Regions from separate parts of the Homo sapiens genome. Here all the other regions are linked to region 3. Evidence: chromatin contacts called from ENCODE Hi-C or POLR2A ChIA-PET data. All regions are on one chromosome and are shown on one strand. The core of a region is the stretch at or near the end of the contact, and the rest is flanking DNA. Distances in the headings are between cores, read along the strand shown.

Region 1 (3,099 bases), core at 86-2,585, 520 kb before region 3:
CATGGGGATAAGATAAGCCCTTATATCATGTGTTTGTTGTGGGAAAGGGGATCCAATGATGTAAGAAGTTAGCTACAAGCCTGGAATAGTGTAATTGTTCACTAAATGCTAGCTAGTAATGTTACTCTCTAGCCTCTAGGGGAGCCATGCAGCAGGGATAGTAGAGCAAAGGAATCCAACTGAAAGTCACAGTATTGAGGGTGCTTTTCAGCCCCTTTAGCTAAGGTACATACAGACTGTGAAGTATCTAAGGGAATTAGGCTGACGAGGCAAGGAGAATATGTGCCACGCAGCAGTCCATGTTTCAGGCAATGATGGATGGCATATATGATGGTGGTCCCATAAACTTATCATGCAGCTGAAAAATTTCTGTCACCTAGTGATTTATATTACAATTGCCTGCAGGATTCAGTACAGTAACATGCTTTATAGGTTTGTAGCCTAGAAGCAACAGGCTATACCATATAGCCTAGGTGTGTAGTAGGCTATACCACCCAGGTTTGTGTAATTACAATCTATGATGTTCGTACAATGATGAAATCGCTTAATGATGCATTTCTCAGAATGTATCCCTGTCGTTAAGTGACACATGACTCTAGTTATCTCTTGAAAGATGGTTCCAGGTCAAAGCTTCAGATTTTGTCTCTGGAGACACAGCTGCCTCTGGGAGAACATTTACAAACATCTTGCTCCCACCTCATTTACCTCTCTCCCTTCTGAATTCCCTAGAAGTCTAGCTTAGACCAGGTTGGAATATATACAGATTTTAGTAAAGGCTCAGAGATAGCAAGAAGAAAATAAATCTCAGCTGGGAGGGGTGATACAAGCCTATATTCAGCTACCTGAGAGACTGAGGCAGGAAGATCACTTGAGCCAGGGTTTTGAGGCTGTAATGCACTATGATCCCACCAGGGATAGCCACTGCACTGCAGCCGGGGCAATACAGTGAGACCCCCATCTCTATAAAAAGAAAGAAAATAAACATCTCAGAGAAAAACCACCTACTATGTAATCTTGATTACAAAATATAACTAGCTTTTCAAAGTTGGTTTGAGACCTGTCTTTTCATTTTCTAAATATTTATGTGGTCTTTAAAGTGATGTAGAGTCTGTGAGAGGCACTCAGTTACTGATGGTATAAGTTCAAAAAAATCTGGCTTGACCTCTTTCAAACTCTGTTTCCCTATTTATATAATGGAGCTAATACTACCTGTCACAAAGGATTGTTATGAAGACCATATGAGATAACAAATATTCTTTCAGTTCCATTTGCCACTTCTGACAAAGAGAAGGTTTTGAAAAGTGAGCTCAAATGTACCTGTTACCAAGATGGCCTATGTAGCACCACCAGGGGGAGCAGAGAATGAGAGTTTCAACCAGAAAACAGTTGGTTTCTGAAAACTTATTCAGAGACACTGGTAATATAATTCCTTTCTATTTTCTAAACATTTTTCTAGTCTATTACATACTCCTATTTACATGAAATAAGAGGGATTGGTATATCGGCTATCTACTGCTACGATTGAGGGAAGAGAGAGACCCTCTCATATTGTTTTATATTTTTTTATACTCAGTACCTGTTTTAAGAAAAAACAACAAGGAAGTAAAAGCAAAGACAGGCAACCCAGCACCAGGCCCGAAACCAGGACTGGGCCTGCCTGGCCAAAACCCAGTAGTTAAAAATCAACTCATAACTTAGAAAGCGATGTTATTCATAGATTCCAGACATTGTATAGAAGAACATTGTGAAACTCCCTGCCCTGTTTTGTTTCTCTCTGACCACTGGTGCATGCAGCCTCTGTCACGTACCGCCTGCTTGCTCAAATCAATCACGACCCTTTCATGTGAAATCTGTAGTGTTGTGAGCCCTTTAAAAGGACAGAAATTGTGCATTCGGGGAGCTCGGATTTTAAGGCGGTAGATTGCCGATGCTCCCAGCTGAATAAAGCCCTTCCTTCTATAACTCGGTGTCTGAGAGGTTTTGTCTGCGGCTCGTCCTGCTACACAATAATGTGTAACAAACTGCCACAAAAGCTGAAGGGACATATAACAATAAACATTTATTTCTCAATGTCAGTGGGGTCCAGCTGGTCTAAGGTGAGCTTTGCTGGAATTGGGCATGTGTTTGCAGCTCAGCTGGCTCACTCCTATGTCTTTGCATGAGCTCTCCTCTACATGTCTCCTGGTCCTCTTTCTGCCATCAACAGGCTAGCCTGGGCATGTCCTTATGGTGATGGCAGAGGGCAAGAGTACCTAAGGCCCAATCTTTCCAGTGTCTTTCAATCCTCTGCTTATATCAGGCTTACCAATGTCTGTTGGCTCAAAGCAAGCTACATGGACAAACCAGAGCCAGAATGGGAGAACGTTCAAAGCTACATGGTAAAGGGCCAGGATATGGGGCTGGGAAATTACCTGGGCATTATTGCAATCCACCTCAAAATGTCATCAAGGCTCTCCACCTGCTGCTGGAACCAGTTCGTGTGAGGAGAGGAAGATGGTAGCATCTTTCCAAACAATAAAGACCAAGAACCTTGGCAGTCTTCATCCTACTCTAGCATTTGACACTGTTGACCACCTTGTCCTGAAAATGTCTCTCCTCTTGGTTTTCCCATTTCAAGAATGTGTTAGTCTTCTATCAATATTTCTGGATGCCCTTTCCTTTGTAAATTATTTTTTCTGCCAATTCCCTAAACATTGACATTCCCTTCATACCTACCATCTCACTGTCTCCTCTCTTTCTTACTCCTTTCACCTATTCCCAAGGCCTCAGCTACACCTGTATGTAGGCTAGAAACTGGAGCCCTCCCAACTCTCATGAAAGTCAGACCTATATTTCTAACTATTTGTTTGTATCTTTATGGGCTGTCTCCTAGGCCCCTCAAATTCATGTCAAAAATTGAGCTCCCAGTTGCGAACGGCAATCCACACCTACTTCCGTATACTCTGTTTCAGGGCATTTGCCACATTGTATATACTTGCCTGTTTACACTTCTATTTCTCTACTCTTTAACTGTGAACTCATGGAAGGCAGAGATGTGCCATGATCATTTTTTGCATCTCCATTGATTTTTATAATGTCAAGTTCATGTGGATAATATTT
Region 2 (3,085 bases), core at 564-3,063, 760 kb after region 3:
TCCTGAGCTTATTTAAGAAATCTGGAAATAAGGAAGAACTACAATCAATAGAGAAAACATTCATCCCTGTTTTTTACCTCAATTAATATTAATGTTGGTAGCACTGTGCTTCACATTCATTATTTCACTTTAATTACCCCAATTCTATGAATAGGTACTATTAATTTCTCATTTTTCACATAAGGAAAATAAAGCAGAGAGATTAATAAAATGACCAAGGTCACACAGCTAAGTGATGAACCTAGGCATTCAAACCCAGGTGTGATTGACTCTAGAAACTGATATTGAGCTGCTCACTCTGTACTGGCCTGAGGACACAGTAATAAAAATGACAGAAAGGGACTCTGTACTAAGGGAGATTACAGAACGGCTTTCCTGAGATGCAGTACAGGGTAGTGGCTTTAAGAACAGGCTCTGGAGTTAGACTAGTAGGGCTGGTTTCCCAGCTCTAGCTCTGCCACTATTGTTTATGACTTTTTGGGCCTATCTTCAATCTCTATGCCTCAATCTCCTTAACCACAAAACAGGGACAAAAGGACCTAACGAATGGGCTTATTGGAATGATAAAATGATGTAATATATGTGAAGTACTAGTAAGCATTCAGTGCATGTTTTCTTTTTCAGCGTGCTTATACTACTTTCATCTAATGGGTTTTAAATAATGTGGCAGGACTACTGATTGAGGTTCCTTCCTGTCCTAAATTCTATCCTTCATATTGGTAAATATAGCCAATAACTTACTAAGTAGCAGAATCCATGTAAGATCGCCATACCAGGAAGATCTGAATTCTAGCTCTGCCACTTGCTGTTGATGTGACTCTAGAGGGCATTTAACGTCTGTGAGCCTCAGTGTGCACCTGATAAAGTAGGGCTAATAATACATGCTCGTCTGAAGGGCATTCCTAAGAGGAAAATGCTTGTTATTCTGCAGATCACAACACACTTTAAAAAACAGCATCCTCCTGGGAAACCCCTTAAGGCAAGCATGTATTAGTAACCTTTACCAATGTGGAAACAGGCTCACAGAAGGTAGGGGACTCACCTAACGTCACATAACCAGCACCACAGTATCCTATAGAACCGAAGACCCAACTGCACAAAACGCGTTAGGAGTGCTGTACGTGCAATTCAGGGACCACCAGCAGTGGTTACTGATGGGTACTCAGAAATACCGTTTTGAAACAGGCAGCTGTTATCCTAGTGCTATTCGGCCGATACATCCTGCGTTAAATTCTATGGGTTCAATAAACAAAATTGCCACATTCGGGCTTGCCCCCCACCTAACCCTACAAAGCTTTGGACCTCATTCCCAATTGTTCCCTAATTCTGAGGCGGGTAGAAAATCAGGCGAGGTGAGCGGCCAAATCGGAATATTCTAAGACGCCCCCACGGGACGCCGGCCACACCAGGCACAGGAGTCGCTCCTCATAGCGAGTCTGGTGCGGCCTACGCGCGGCGCTTCCTTTCGGACCTGAGGCCCAGACCCTCAAAATAGAGGGAGCGGTGAGTCTGGCAAGGGTTGCATACCCGCTACTTCTCCTCGCCAGCCTTTTCACTGAACCTAGGGATCCTGGGACTCATCCCTCCGACCGAGGTAAAACTGCGAACGGTCGAGGTAAAACTGCGAACAGTGGTGACTGCCGTCAGCCCGCTGACCGGTCCCGTCTATCCGAGCTGTCTTACCAGCTTGGTGGCCCGATAAGGCCCGGGAGGCACACCCTGACTCTCCATAGGTCTGTCAGCGCCCGGTGGCGTCCATGGCGGCGAAGGCGACACTCAGGCCCAGCGGCCGCGGCAGTGGCGAGTCTCGGCACAACCGTTGGCCCCGCCGCCGATTTGAATAGCATAGAGGGCTGCGCGGATTGGCCGCGCCGCGGGTCACGTGACGCCACAGCCAGGCTCGGGAAGGAGTCGGCGAGGGCCGCTCGGCTGCGTCCTGGGGCTCCAGTAGCTGGCGCGGGCTGGGGTGGGCTGGGCTGGCCTGGGACCGCCTCGATGGGACAGGCTCGGGTTTCCCTGGCGCTGTTTCTCCCTCCTGCGGTCTACGGCGAGGCGGAGTCACAGAGTCCTGTTTTCGTGCTCAGAGGGGATGAGCTCTTTAGTTCCAAACGAAATTATTTGGAGTCCAGCCTTTGGTTTAAGGGAATTTGAAATTTGAAAAGACAAGAAAATACGGTTTTTCTGCCTGGCCCTACAGGATCTTCAGCAGTTAGCTTAGAAGGCAAAGCAACCTGATGGATATGTGTCGCAGTTTCTCTCTCTGCTGCCTATCCTCTCTCTCAGCAGGTGCCATGATTCTCTGAAGTGCTAAAATCTAGGTTCAGAACCCCCTAATTGTGCAGTAAAATGGATCATTCAGAACCCCCCAGTTGGGTAATAAAATGGATTATAGGTAGTCTTTCTTAAGTACATACAATGTGGGGCTTGGGAAAGGTTGTGTACAACTTGTCAAATTGCTTCCCTTAAACTCTACCACTGTATAAGAATGTTGGTTATGTTTGGATCGTGATTATACACTTAAAATTTCACTAGGATCTTAGAAAATAAATCTTCAACAGAAGTCAATTTTCAAATGACAAAAACTACATTCCGAGAGTTGAAGAGACTTACTCAGTCTTAGGTCTCCTTGGCAAAGCACAGACTTCATGCTTTTAATAAATACCCTGTCACCAGTCTGAAACTATCTGATGCTAAGAATCCCTTAGTAAAGTGGGAGATTGCTTGAGTGATTTGAAGCTGTGGAAGAATTCACTTGGAAATTAAATAGCAGTTTAAGAGGATAGGATGCAGTAAAAAGAAGAGATAAAGAAAAATGTTCAGGGAGTGGTAGTGTAGGTCTGTGGAGTTTTCCTTAATTTGGGCAGAAGCACATCTATTTTCTACCAGGACCAGTGGGTAGGAATTTTCAAAAACATACTTGGTAAACAGGAACAATCTACTCAATTTTCCACTTATGTTAAGGAAAAGTAAAATGATTGATGTTACAAAATAATGTTAACTGTTTCTTACCTGGCTTTATGATACATTGTCCCAGGATTTTCGTTTTTCTTTTCTTTTTCCTTTCAGAAGGAAATGGAGATGAGAC
Region 3 (3,503 bases), core at 25-2,524:
CATCACCACGCCTGGCTAATTTTGTATTTTTTTTAGTAGAGATGGGGTTCCATCTTGTTGGTCAGGCTGGTCTCAAACTCCTGACCTCAGGTGATCCACCCTCCTTGGCCTTCCAAAATGTTGGGATTACAGGCATGAGCCACCGCGCCTGGCCTCAGATGTATTACAATTTAATAGGTATATATTGAAATGGGTTCCATGCCATGTATTTTGGAAAGCCCTAGTTCACACAATGATAAGCAGACTTCTTTCACGCAAGACTTCTCAGGGTCTTTCCTGCACTAAGATACATTTATGATCTGGCAAGAGGCTTGTGGCTTGCAGCATTTCCCCAAATTATTTGCACATAAAAATATTTTCCGAGGAACATCTCATGAGATCATTGTTCTGCTGATCACACTTTGAGTGAATGCTGGCAAAGGGAGTTATTAGGAACAGGGCTTAAGTTCTGGTTCTTGCCATTTAACTGTGTGACTTTTGGAGTTGCTTAATTGGAGCCTGCGTCCTCATCTGCAAAAATGGGAGTGGCAACAGTCTCTACATCTCATGGAACTATCTGAGGATGAAATGCATATGTAAAGTGCTTAAAATTGTGCCTGCCTCCAAACATTCAATAAATGTGACCTCTTATAATGATTATAAAGAATACCAAATAATTTAAGAAAGGAACTATGAGAATTCAATTAAAAGGGGCAGAGAATCACTGTAAATACTATAATTTCTGAGTGATCTTCACTAACAACAGTGAAGCTCCTGTGAGAAAAACATAAAAAAATTCTTCCATGAAAGAAAATCCTAAACCATCACAGAGTACAATATTATTCTAAAGAAGGAAAAAACAAGGGAAAATATTTTTTTAAAAATAGTTCAGACAGAAAGTATCTTTGGCAAAGAGGATCTTCTGATAACATAACAGATGCAAATGAAAGACAGGGCTGATTTCCTGGGCGCTAAACCAAGTGGAGGAGTTCTCACAAGGGAAAGAGCCAGGTGCTGACCCCCTCTGCACTGGGGAAAGGAGGAAGATACAAACACACTTTCTTGCGGGGGGTAGATTCTCATCACTGAACTGAAAATGGCTTGGCATCAACAGGATGTCTTCCTGTTCCCATCTTATGAAGTGACTCATACATCTGCCATTTCACTTGCAGGAACTGTGGGAGAAGAACTAGGAGTCTGTTCATTAGGAACCCTGGCTCCACAAAGGCACTCCCTCCCAGCCTGACACAACGCCCACCTCTTCTTCCGGTTGTGCCTGCCAAGCGTGAGAGTGTACAACAACCAAAGCAAAACAAAAATCCCAACCCCCGAACCAAGCAGCAGGCAGGGAGAATGTTGCAGTAGAAGGCTACTGCTTCCTGATGCTAACGTGGACGCCAAAGGCACAGCCCACAGTTCCAGAACCCACACCACAGCACCTGAAACAATTTGCTCTCAGTGGGCCAGGGCAGCTCTAAACACTAGACTGCTTCCTGTTGTGCAGCTATGTAAATGAACCCTGTGCTGGGGCCACGGCCCAGCTGCACTGTGTGGCAGGGATGCGTGAGTAATGGAGTCACCAGGGCAGCCTCTCAGTGGAACATACTTGTGCAGCCTGCAGGCTCAGCCTCACGATGCCAACCCCAGGAGCAGTGACCCCCTCACAGGGCACACCTCTGCCAGGAAAACCATCCATGTGGTGGGGACAGACAGTTCCTTGGTAAGAACCGTCTGGATCCAGGAACCTCAGCAGATAGGGACTGAGTTGGGGGATGATTAAAACCTAGGGGAGTGGGCTCCAGACTGAACTCGGAGTGGTTTCCTTGGGTCATTTCTAATCTGCTTCAGTTTCCTCACGTAAGATGAGAGGGACCCACCTCTTAGGACCTCATTTGTGCAAGCACCAAATGTGTGTGCCTGCTAATGTCCACAGCAACACTGGAAAAGAAGTATCTCATTTTGCAGATGTGTAAACTGAGGGTTGGAGGAGTGAGTGAGCATGGCCAACATCATATAGGTACTAAAGTTGTGCAGCCTGAATATAAACCAAGAATTGTGGATATTCAGATGTGTCCACTCCTGAAATTCCACGTAGGCTGCTAAGCTTCCTTAAAATGATGTTTGCAACTAAAACCAAGTCTTAATTTTCTATATAAGTAGTACTCATTAGGTAAATTATCTACTGCAAATTAAAAATCATACTTTCATCAACCCTTCTTGGGCTACTTAGTCTTTTGCATTGCCAAATGGCCTGTGCTTAGGGGATTATAAATGGATTTTGAAACTAGCTAAAGCAAAGTCTAATTATAATTCTCATAATTAATCATTATAAAAATAAATCATTAATATAATTCCATGGCCAAATATAAATGATTTCTGTTCTAAGGCAATACCTCATTTATTGGCCTGAAGAAAGTTGGTTCTGAAAGATAAACAGTCACATGGATGGTAAGAAGAGCTCTGGGCCCAGGGTCAAGAAACCGAGGGTCTATCTAGGTTCAGCTGTTAGTTGGTTAACTGTGTAATTTATGCAAGTTACTCAATCCCCTTCCCTTTCCCTTTCTGCATCAGTAAAACAAAGAGCTTGGACTAGATCAGTGTTTCCTCCTCTTTTCAATATGAAGACTTTCTTTTTTTTTTTTAAATGTATAAGCACTAGCTTTTCCCTGCTCCAAAGATAGCTGTCTTTTTGGAGCCTACTGGTTATGAAAATACATAATAACAAGAAATTAACAAAAATGTTCTCTTTATTAATTGCAACAACATCTTCATATACTTTAACAAGAGTGGTGCCATTACATTTAAGACATTGTTACTCAGTTTATTGTCAATATGTGGCCCCTGTAAACAAGGGCTCACCCTTTGCAATAAACTGTCCACTCCCCTTACCATTCCTTGCCTGCACACTTTGAACCTTTGCATTAAATGGCCTCTAAGATTCTTTTCAGTGTCAAGCTTTATTATAAAAGCTTTTCTTTTCCTTTTTTTTTCTGTCACCCAGGCTGGAGTTCAGTGGCACGATCATGTCTCACTTCAGCCTCAACCTCCCAGGCTCAGATGATCCTCCCACCTCAGCCTCCTGGGTAGCTGGGACAGGTGTGCGCCACCATGTCAGGCTATTTTTTGTTTGTTTTTTGGTAGATATGGGGTTTCGTCATGTTGCCCAGGCTGGTCTTGAACTCCTGGGCCCACCTCAGCCTCTCAAAGTGCTGTGATTACAGGTATGCACCACTGTGCCCAGCCCTATTAGCAAATTATTTCTAAGAAACTACATACCAGATTTCAATTTTTTTTGTTTTGAACAATAAAGCAAATTATCAGTTAGTGATTTCGTTTTGTACTAAATCACAATCACTGTGCAACAATAGCCACAGATTAATTTATTGATTAGATATACATAACTGAATGCTTGTCCTAGGTATATAGAGGTGAATAAATAGACTCAGTCACTGTCCTCACTGAGCTTTGGTCTATATCAAGTCTTTAACAACGATCCTGAGCCCTCCCCTCTGTTTATCTCCAGC

Evidence for each region. Hi-C counts contacts between places; a loop is a spot of excess contacts on that map. ChIA-PET counts read pairs that join two places held with the same protein, here RNA polymerase II (POLR2A). Pooled maps may share reads with other maps.
Region 1: a loop to region 3 is called in a map with no recorded cell type, with 7 times the contacts of the local background. The contact joins two enhancer-like sites. A Hi-C loop is called at or near these places in 6 of 37 single-sample maps with no recorded cell type and 4 of 50 pooled maps. POLR2A ChIA-PET finds 5 or more read pairs at or near these places in 2 of 52 experiments (H1 and naive thymus-derived CD8-positive, alpha-beta T cell).
Region 2: a loop to region 3 is called in a map with no recorded cell type, with 3 times the contacts of the local background. The contact joins the promoter of DEPDC1 here to the enhancer-like site in region 3. A Hi-C loop is called at or near these places in 2 of 37 single-sample maps with no recorded cell type and 2 of 50 pooled maps. POLR2A ChIA-PET finds 5 or more read pairs at or near these places in 1 of 52 experiments (OCI-LY7).

The regions. Positions count from the first base shown.
Region 1 is chr1:67,213,221-67,216,319 of GRCh38, forward strand. The region is part of intron 6 of IL23R (interleukin 23 receptor); the gene reads left to right. Among named protein-coding and RNA genes, the nearest start is that of IL23R, 48 kb to the left of the region's middle. RefSeq lists an enhancer at 2,145-2,284. Within about 2 kb of position 1,336, at least 2 of the 41 ENCODE cell types and tissues checked have a DNase peak (open chromatin) inside an H3K27ac peak, as active enhancers do.
Region 2 is chr1:68,495,269-68,498,353 of GRCh38, forward strand. DEPDC1 (DEP domain containing 1) reads right to left here and starts at 1,814. Exons shown (of 12, transcript NM_001114120.3): 1 at 1,684-1,814. The coding sequence starts at 1,731. DEPDC1-AS1 (DEPDC1 antisense RNA 1) reads left to right here and starts at 1,408. Exons shown (of 3, transcript NR_110671.1): 1 at 1,408-1,503. RefSeq lists enhancers at 1,495-1,544, 1,655-1,714.
Region 3 is chr1:67,735,002-67,738,504 of GRCh38, forward strand. The region is part of intron 2 of GNG12 (G protein subunit gamma 12); the gene reads right to left. Among named protein-coding and RNA genes, the nearest start is that of GADD45A, 52 kb to the left of the region's middle. RefSeq lists an enhancer at 1,145-1,224. Within about 2 kb of position 1,275, at least 36 of the 41 ENCODE cell types and tissues checked have a DNase peak (open chromatin) inside an H3K27ac peak, as active enhancers do; they include OCI-LY7, where a contact is called at or near this core.